2 separate regions of the Mus musculus genome follow, and region 1 is linked to region 2. The links are chromatin loops, found by intact Hi-C in ENCODE. Cell type or tissue: left cerebral cortex. All regions are shown on one strand.

Evidence for each region. Peaks named below come from ENCODE experiments on the same cell type or tissue, not always from the same donor. Only the 100,000 strongest peaks of a DNase experiment are listed, where the experiment ranks them.
Region 1: it touches region 2 in a loop (2.9-fold over the local background); 1 of 42 quality-filtered maps calls a loop at or near these places.

What each region holds. Positions count from the first base shown.
Region 1 is chr11:95,822,513-95,827,512 of GRCm38, forward strand. It overlaps Phospho1 (phosphatase, orphan 1), which reads left to right and starts at 1,988. Exons shown (of 3, transcript NM_153104.3): 1 at 1,988-2,197. Gm38958 (predicted gene, 38958) reads right to left here and starts at 1,899. Exons shown (of 1, transcript NR_164195.1): 1 at 1,443-1,899. In left cerebral cortex, no CTCF peak of the experiment used is centred here; DNase peaks (open chromatin) are centred at 1,889 and 2,553; H3K4me3 peaks cover 1,758 bases; H3K27ac peaks cover 1,311 bases.
Region 2 is chr11:96,072,898-96,077,897 of GRCm38, forward strand. Atp5g1 (ATP synthase, H+ transporting, mitochondrial F0 complex, subunit C1 (subunit 9)) reads right to left here and starts at 2,734. Exons shown (of 5, transcript NM_001161419.1): 1 at 2,660-2,734; 2 at 2,090-2,136; 3 at 1,065-1,142; 4 at 626-804; 5 at 1-321. The coding sequence starts at 2,128. The coding sequence ends at 207. In left cerebral cortex, CTCF peaks have their summits at 628 and 2,945; DNase peaks (open chromatin) are centred at 1,298, 1,692, 2,006 and 2,983; H3K4me3 peaks cover 2,825 bases; H3K27ac peaks cover 2,051 bases.

The sequences.
Region 1 (5,000 bases), 250 kb before region 2:
CACTTACCTCTGCCTCCCAAGTGCTGAGATTAAAGGTGAGTGCCACCACCAGAGCCAGCAAAAAACAAACATCTAAGGCCTAGAGGTGTCAGTGTCCAGATTAAATCCTGGGGTCTGGGTCACAGTGTTGAGTAAAACAGACATGGATCGATCGGGTGGTGGTGGCCCAATTCTTTAACTTCAAAACTGGGGAGGCAGAGGCAGGCTGATTTCGGAGTTCAAAGCCAGCCTCATCTACAGAGCGAGGTCTTAGACAGCCAGAGCTCCACAGAGAAACCCTGCCCTTTTGGAAGACAACAACAAAGGCAAACATGGTCTCTGCCCTCAATTTACTTAAAAAAGAGTAAAAGTGACAAGGGAGAGGCGCAGTATGAGGTCATGGGTAAGCAAACTGGGTTGGAACTCCAACGCTACGGTTCATCAACTGGATAGCCCAAGCAAGCTGGGTTAGCTCTTCCCAGTTCGATTTCTTCAGAGCCTCAGTGGCATCATTTTGGAAGGAGAACAAGGATGGGAGCATGGATCCAGACATTCAAATCTTTCCAGCCATCTACCCACTCCCCTCAAGTACACCTAGGGCTGGTTTAAGAAAGGGCATAGTGGCACACATGCCTTTAATCCCAGCGCTCAGAAGGTAGAGGCAGGAACTCGGGAGTAGACCGTCATTCTGGACTATACAGCAAGGCCCATTACTAGCCTGGGCGACAGGAAACTGTCTCAAAGGGGGGGGGGGTCTGGGGGGCATTGGAGGGCCGAGAACAGATACAACACAGATGATGAAGGCTGTGTGAGCCTGTCTTTGAGAAGGGTGTGGAGATGAAACTGCTTCTTTAAGAGGAGGGATTGCAGGGTGTGGGGACTCGGGCCTTTAATCCATCAAATTGGACATGGAAGCAGGAGATTTAGGAGCTCAGGGTCGGGCCTAGAATAGGTAGCAACAAATTATAAGAGACCCACCCTCCCACCCCGACTCAAGATAAAAGGCCCAGGGCCTGAGCACCGCTAGGTAGAGCTAGGTAGAATAAACACCGGTAGCCCTTGGACTTCAGGAAAGAGGTGAAGGGGCGCTGGCGTGTTAGAGAGGGAGCAGGGGCAATGGAGACGTCGCCCTCAAAGATTTGGGCGGGTGGTCCATCGTATCGGCAACTTTTCTGCCAATCTGCCTTCTGCTGGTGGAAGCACGGAGCTCTGGTATTCAAAGCTAGAGGATGATAGGAGAGTTGAAGGTAGACCCAGGCCAGGGTGCACCTCCTCACCCACAGATCCTGTTCTGTGACTGAAGTGAGGTGTCCTTGTGTTCGAACTCTTGGACAAGTCTTTTCTCCTGGGTTCGTCGCACCGGTTCAGAAAGTGCAGGTTTCACCTCCTCTCTTTTAATCGTAATCTAGTGTTCTGAGGGGTGGGAAGGAAGGGAAAGCTCGCCAGAGAGGAAGAGCGGGAACTTGGGAGAAAGCGGGTTTTATTTGCACCACAGTGCTCAAGTGTCGGTTCTCCAACTCCGAGTTTAGGCGGTGCTGGATTGGGAGAGCTTTTCCATCGGCAAGCCCGAGTACCCGGTAATTTGGGGACAGGGTTCCGAGGACTCGGCAGGATGCCGCGACTCCTCCCGGAAGGGCAGAGGGCGAGCTCGGAGCACATGGAGGGAGGGCTGCTTGGCGGGCCGGTCACCCGGCTGTCCCGCGACAAGGAGGGAAGCCGGGCGGTGGAAGGGCTGCCTGCAGAGTCCTGGCGCCGAGCCCAGCAGGAGGCGGGCAGTGTGACACTGACTCACGCACGTGCCCACGCGCACGCAGAGGGTGCCCCGCACCCACGCTCCTCGGACGGGACGCGCCACGCTCCACCCGTCCCGCCCGCCCAGTCTCACGGCCGCTCGCGCGGCCTCCGGGACAGCCCGGAGGCGTGGCTCCCGGGCAGCCCGCCCCTTTGATGTGCGCCGGCGCCACGGTGATTGGCTGGGCGCTTGTGACGTGCGGGGACTGCGGTGGGCCCGGGTGCTGCGGCTGCCGCAGCGCCCGCCGCGGCTCGGGCTCTGGCTCCCCGGCATTTAAAGGGGACGCGGCGGCGGCCCCGAGGATGGGGGGCAGGTGGAAGGGACGGAGCAGAAGCACATCATCCACAGTCCCTCGGGGCTGGAGGGATTCGTGAGCCGGAGCTCAGAAATCCGGGGGTGGATAAGACCGCGTACCCCCCAAATCCCGTAAGCACCCCTTGCTCCATCCTGTCCCTAAATCCCTTAAGTAGCCCCCTTCCCACTACTTCCACTCCAAACTCAGCTGGGACAGACAGCGTGACCGCTGCTGCCCCGCATGAGTCTTGGGCTCCGGGAGGACCGCGATCTAAATGTTGGGGTGGGGGCTGTGTGTAGTTTGAGTGTGTTTCATGTGCTTGGTGGTGGGGTAGTCCCAGGGGCAGAGAACTGAACCCCCTCCTTTCCCAGGTTAATGGTACCCAGTGTCCCTTCATCTCCGGGGACTGTCATAGCTCCCCGCCACCCACAAGTCCTTCCTTCTCCCCGAGCTACGCACCCCCCGCCCGCATTAGAGCGAAGCGCCCGCCAGCTGGGGGTGTGCCAGAGTGCCTGCTTTCCAGTCACCTCTAAAAATATCTCTCCTGCTACCCCACCGGCAGCTGCCATCTCCCTGCCCCTACCCAGTAAGAATCACCTCTGCTTGTCCACCCCAGGCAGGGGACCCCAGAGGTGACGCCTAGTCCCAGATTCCTCACTGGCACCGGGGCGCAGACTAGCTAGGACAGGGAACATACAGAGCCTCCGGAGTTCAGGTAATTTCTTCAAGAGGCAGTAGAGATCCCTGAGTTTTAATCCTATTTCTGATGCTGTGTGATGTAAGCTGGACCTCTCTGCACCCCCTCCCTTGCCCATTACGGGTTAATGAACAAGAAAGGAGTTTGTGAAGTTGCGAGTGTTGGGGGCAGGAATCCTAGCTTAATTGTCAGATCTAATTTCTAGTGATGGGCATACTTATTCTTGAAGCAGAGAGGGCTTGACAGTTTTTAAGTGCTCACCCCCACTCTCAGTCTGCATGTTTCTTGTGGAAAACTCCCCAAACTTTCCTATGGGCTCTACCCTCTCCCCCATTAGGAGAATTTCAAGCTTAGACTTAAGTTAGTGCACACACACACACACACACACACACACCCCTACCCCGACTTCCCACAGATCTAACCTAAAAGTATTTGTATCAAAGGAGCAGGCAGGGGCTGTGATAGGGAATCAGGGCTGCAAACATTGATCTTAGATGAGACTAGAAAAGGACTTCCCTCAGCCCCCAAAAGTTTGCCTCCTGGCTGCTCTAGCATGTGGGAGAAACTCAAAGGTCCTGTCCTGTTCTCCACGGGGACTCTGGTGGTCACACAGAATTTTTTGTTGCTTTGTTTTTCTAGACAGGGTTTCTCTGTGTAGTACCGGCTGTCCTGGAACTCACTCTGTAGACCAAGCTGACCTCTAACTTAGTTTCACCTGCCTCTGCCTCTGCCTCTCTGCCTCTGCCTCTGCCTCTGCCTCTGCCTCTGCCTCTGCCTCTGCCTCTGCCTCTGCCTCTCTGCCTCTCTGCCTCTCTGCCTCTCTGCCTCTCTGCCTCTCTGCCTCTGCCTCTCTGCTTCTGCCTCTGCCTCTCTGCCTCTGCCTCTGCCTCTGCCTCTGCCTCTGCCTCTGCCTCTGCCTCTGCCTCTGCCTCTGCCTCTGCCTCTGCCTCTGCCTCTCTGCTTCTGCCTCTGCCTCTGCCTCTGCCTCTGCCTCTGCCTCTCTGCTTCTGCCTCTGCCTCTCTGCCTCTGCCTCTCTGCCTCTGCCTCTCTGCCTCTGCCTCTGCCTCTGCCTCTCTGCCTCTCTGCCTCTCTGCCTCTCTGCCTCTCTGCCTCTGCCTCTGCCTCTGCCTCTGCCTCTGCCTCTGCCTCTGCTGTGATTAAAGGCAATGCCCTGCACTGCCCAGGACTTATCGCTTATCACCTGTCAGAAGTGAGTGACTTTTTTTTTTAATGGCAGTTGTTTTGAAACAGGAATTTTCATGTAGTTCAGGGTGGCCTCAAACTCAGATTCTCTGCCCCTATCTCCTGCATCACCAGCTGCCAACTGGTCTATGCTATGAAGCCAGAAAATAACTAGGGGTGAATGGGGCAAGGACCAAGTGTCTGTGAGGCTGTGTCAATTTTTGGGAAGAAACCCGGAATACCTGGCCTTCTGCTCTGCAGAGAAAAAGACAAGATTACCAGAGTGGAGGCGCTGGACTTTAATCCCAGTGTTTAGGAGGCAAAGGCAGGAGGATCTAAGTTCAAAGCCAGCCTAGTCTACAGAGAGAATTGCAAGCCAGCCAAGGTTAGGTAGTGAGAGCCTGTCAGCTGTCAGCATTGGGACTGGTATAATTCTTTCAAAGGAAGACAGGCAAGTAGTTAACCCCCTCCAAGAGATGAAAATTAATCTTATCAAGAGTATTTTTATTACATGCCTGGAATCTCTGAACTCAGGAGGCTGTCCAGGTTGGTCGACCCTGTCTCAAAATTAAATACAAAGATAATGGGTTAAGGGCATGCTGTATAGTATCTGCAAAGCCCTGGGGTTGGTCCTGACTGTGGGACGAGGGGAGTGAAGCAGGAAGAGAAGAGAAGGTTGTTCTGTGTGGCTGCTGGTGACCCGTTTGGTTTGTATCTTTGTATCTGACCCTTGCTTCCCTCCCTGCCTGACACTTAGTTCCTCTCTTTGTGATTGCTTTTACAATGGGTGTGGCACCCTCTGACCTATCACCTCTAACTCTTGTCTTGGGACAAAGGTTATATCAGCCGGGATTCCAATGGTGACAGTTTCCCCAATGTCCCTTGCATGCGGTTCCCTCGTCTACCATCCCTGCCCCTTTCTCTCTCACTATCTCAATAATGTTGTCTCCCAGAGCACTGCTAGTTTTTGCTAGTGAGCTTTAACCTCTTTCCAGTTACTAGCTATAGGTTCTTTGAGGGGATAGAGAACACTGAGAGCTACTTCCTGTCTCTA
Region 2 (5,000 bases):
TATCACCAAGGCTGACCCAAGTGTCACTTCTCACCATTCCAAAGACGCCGCCTACCCCCGGGGTAGAAAGACAGGCACAGGCACATGGTTTAGAGAAACGTTGTTGTTGTTGTTGTTGTTGTTTAATGGTAAAGCTCAGTAGACTCCAGCACCAGGACTGGCATGGAGTCAAAGCAGCAGGGACGGCTGGGTGACCCCAGGGAGCCTCACATGGCGAAGAGGATGAGGAAGGCGACCATCAAACAGAAGAGTCCCATGGCCTCAGACAGGGCAAACCCCAGAATGGCATAGGAGAAGAGCTGCTGCTTGAGAGATGGGTTCCTGCCAGAGACAGAAAAGGGTGAGGGTCCAGGTCAGGGGAGGGGAGTGTGCTACTATTTCAAAAGGGGCTAGCCTACATCTACCCTGGGAACTTGGGCAGGAAAGGGGCTAGCCTACAGCTACCCTGGGAACTTGGGCAGGAAAGGAGACTAGCAACTCGGCAAGTTCACATGTGGCATGCTTCAATTCTGACTTAGGTCACTGGAGAGACAGGAGGTTAAAGAACATCAACTTGGAGACTCCCACTTGCTAAGACTCTGCCCCAAGTGGAGTGGAGCAACAACACAGGCAGCCCCGAACTTACCTGGCATAGCCAATAATCAAGCTACCAAACACTGTGCCAATGCCAGCTCCTGATCCAGCCACACCAACTGTGGCGGCCCCAGCACCAATGAACTTGGCTGCTGTGTCGATGTCCCGGGAAATGACACTGGTCTGGAATTCCCGTCGGGCCACCTGGAGAGGGGAGCTGCTGCAGGAAGGCTGGAAGGAAGGGAGGGAGGCAGTCAGGGGGAGTGAGGAGCCGCCATGCTCACCCCATCCACCTGAGCTAAGAAGCAGCTGGCACCCAGCCTCAAAGGGCAGAGTGCTCTGTGTGCAGGGACAATGTCAGCACACAGGGCTAGTCACATCTCTGACTGTCATTTGAGACTTGGAATTGCAAGGGTGTCGTAGATCCTTTAATTCTCCTAAAAGCACCTCAGCTGACTGGAGGGATATCCTGAGGGGCCTGACTTCCTTACCTGCTTAGATGGGGCCTCTGGTCTGCTCAGGAGGGAGGCAGACACAGGCCTGATTAGACCCCTGGTACAGGAGCGAATCTGTAAAGTCAGAAAGATATATTGCTCCAAATCAGACAAAAACAAACCAAAACCCCAAACCCAACCTAAGTGACAGGAGTTTGTCACAATCAGTCCAATCAATTTCAAGGTCAATTAACTTATTTTCTCAGGTCCGTCTACATCGGAGACAGCTATGCTGATAGTCTGTGGGAGCCCAGGGTGGCAGCAATCACCATTTGATATAATGCACTAGGCTGGGGAGCACTCACAAGACCCGGGGGTCAATCCTCAGAACCAAACCCAAACCAAACCGGATACCAAAGTCCATTTCCAAGGGCACAGACCTAATCAGTTTCCCAGAATAGAGTAAGACCCAAACATCCAGTCAGTTGTTGAGGTAACAAAAGGCAATCAAGGGGAGAGATTTACTAAGATGCATTCACAGCAACATATATCCTTCAGGCAGCGGGCCAGGAAGCCTGGTTTGACTCCCAGAACAGCCATCTTAGGAAAGCTCCCAGTGACACGGATTGCTTGACACATTATTCAGTACAATGACTCTCAGGCTTGGCAGAACATTGGCATCACCTGGGGCATTCTACCAAAATTGCTTAGGGGTTCCACCTTCATTCTCAGTCTGATGCAATTGGTCTGAGGAGCAGTCTGGGCAGTAGAAGCATTAGGCTTTCCAGATGAACTGAACACGCAGCCGAGGTTGAGAAAAACTGTTTTCCGGCTGTCTGGCTACAGCCAACCCAGGACTGTAATAAAAGGTCAGCTCTAGCTTATCTGAGGACGCTCAGAAAGCCACGACGGCTTGGTTTACAGGCCTGAATAAACATAGGTTACCTGCAACAGCTCCTATACCCTCCGCCAATAGCCATCATCATCATCACGGAACGCCAGCCCCTCTTAGTCCATTCATTAAACATGATTGCTCCCATACCATACCCGGCACTATAGGGAAACCCGGAGCTTCCGCTTACCAGAGCTGGAGAAATGAGCAGTGCCTTGGTGGTCTGCATTTTTCAATCTGCAAGAAGGGGGAGAAAAGAAAAAAAAAAAAAACCGTAATTCCTATGAAAGCCCGGGTGTCTGCTTATACTGGCAACCTCCTGTTGTCCCCATCCACCTCCAATCGTTCCCCCCAACCCTCTTCCTATACCCCAGCTAAGGAGGGCATTAGAGGTCAGAAGGACAGAGCAGATTCCGGGGTCAACCACTCTCTGCGCAGCGGGTCTGCAGAAGGACAGCAACCGAGATCGGAAATAAAAGGAGGTGGCTCAGGCCCCAAGAGGGAAATGTTGCGAAAAGGAATGGTCTCCCGGGAAGACCGGAGGCAGAAACTGGCAGACGTCGTGCAGGATCCTGCCCAAGTTACACTGCTGTCCCCTACTCTCCCCAGCGGCCGTTTATCGCTCATTACCGTTGGTAATTAACATTAATTGATAAGGCTTAAAGACTCTAGTCCTCCTTCCCTATCCCTGGAGGCAAATGGTGCTCCACGTGGCACAACCCACGGCCTTGCGGACCCCTGTCTCCCAGCCCCAAGTCACCTGCACTCCCACTCCCCTGCAGCCCCTGCTCGGCCCACAGCACACTCCCTGCTCAAGGTGACTGACTCACCTCCCAGCTTTAGCCCTTGGTCTGAGCGCTCAGCTCCCCCACCCACGTGTTCGGAGTCCCTTCACTCCCATTGGTCGTTATCTCTCCACGTTCCAATTGGCTGGCGTCATCAACTCCATCCTTCTTATTGGTCTTCTTCAGCTTCTTCCTCTCTCTCCACAGGAGCTTCGTGGCAATTCCCGCCTCCTTGCGGATAAAGGCGGGTTCTTTTTCCGAGTTCGGGGTTACGATTGGTCGAATCCCGAAATGCTTGACCATAGAGTCGACGAGACTCAGAGGTTCTACAACCTTCAACACAAAATGGCGACCAAGGTGCAAGCGGAAGAAAAAAGCGTGGGAGTGACAACCGGCCGCTTGACGCAAGCTGACACGTGATAAGGGCTCCAGGCCTTCATTCGGCCGCTTGGACCTTGGGGCGCATTGCATGTTGGGCCTTGTAGTCCTGTCCAAGGACTCAAGGACCACCGACATCCCGCGAGATGTTGCTTCCTGGCAAGGAGAGCCGACGCCTTTACAGTACCTTCCACCATCGTGATTTGTAAAAACCCCCATTTTCGTCCAAGTATTAAGGCAGGCTGGAAAACTTCTAAGTAGTGAGCGTGCTCTTGTGGGTCTGTCAGTAGTCAGTCAACATGGACTCACAAGTTGAATGGTGGAAAAAAAAAACTCAACAAAATACAATTAAAACCAGGCTTGCTATTTCGTACCCGAAATTTTAGCACTTGGCAGGTGCTTAGGAGACAGGAAAGTCAGGAGTTCAAGGCCAGACTAAGCTTCTTGAGTTTAGGTAAAAAAAACAAGGTAGGGCTAGACAATTGTATTGGGAGTGGGGAGAACTCTAAAACGAAAATAATAATTGGTAGGATGAAGCGTGCAAAGAATTCAGGTGGTGCATGCTTGTAATTTCAGACATCGGAAGGCTAAGGCAGGAAGACGGAGCACTTGCTCCAGGCCAGTCTGGAGTAAGTAGCAAAACCTGGCTTAAAACGACAAAACAATGCCGGCCAGTGGTGGCGCACACCTTTAATCCCAGCACTTGGGAGGCAGATGCAGGCAGATTTCTGAGTTCGAGACCAGCCTGGTCTACAAAGTGAGTTCCAGGACAGCCAGGGCTATATAGAGGAAACCCTGTCTCAAAAAACCAGCAACAACAAAGAAACAAACAAAACCACATGTGTATGCACACAAGCACAAAGGGTAGGGACAGAAAAACAGGACTGCAGTAACCATTCACTAGTGAATTAGAAAACCTTCCTGGAAAGCAGTTTGGCAATACTTTTTATTTGAAATGCTATGAATGAGCCATCCTCTTTGACCCAGTAATTCTTGAGTAACTGAGGACCTTTAAATGCTCCACCCTCCTTGAGTCAGTATTAACACTTCTAGGAACCTGCACTAAATAAATAATGTCCTGCAAAGGTTCTGATAAAAACAGAATGAATGCCGGGCAGTGGTGGCACACGCCTGTAGTCCCAGCACTTGGGAGGCAGAGGTAGGTGGATTTCTGAGTTCAAGGCCAGGCTGGTCTACAAAGTGAATTCCAGGACAGCCAGGGGCTACACAGAGAAACCCTGTCTCAAAAAACAAAACACAAACAAACAAAAAGAATGAACATTAAAGACCTGTGTCGTTGCTTCTGCTTTTTTGAGACAGGGTCCCTCTTTGAAGCCCTGACTGTCCTGGAACTCAAAGAGATCTCCCAGTCTCCCAATTGTTAGGGTTAAAGGTGTTTGCCACCATGCTCTGTGCAGAGCTTACTAAATGAGAAAACTAAATGTCACTCTGATAGTAAATGCTTAAATAAACAATATATATTTATATATAAACATAAATATTTATATGTAAACATAAATTTAGGGCTGGTGAGATGGCTCAGCGGTTAAGAGCGCCGACTGCTCTTTCAAAGGTCCTGAGTTCAAATCCCAGCAAGCACATGGTGGCTCACAACCATCCATAACAAAAATTTGATGCCCTCTTCTGGAGTGTCTGAAGACAGCTACAGTGTACACACATATAATAAACAAACAAACAAACAAATAAATAAATAAATCTTTTTTAAAAAACCATAAATTTAAAGGTATATAGGTTTTTTGCCTGAATGTATCCCACAAATGTGCCTGATGCCCTCAGAGGCCAAAAGAGGGCATTAACTTCCATGGTACTGGAGTAAGAGATATTTGTGCGTCACCTTGTAGGTGCTGAATCTCAAAGTCAAGTCCTATGGAAGAACAGGCAGTGCTCTTAACTGATGAGCCATCTCTTCAGCCCTAA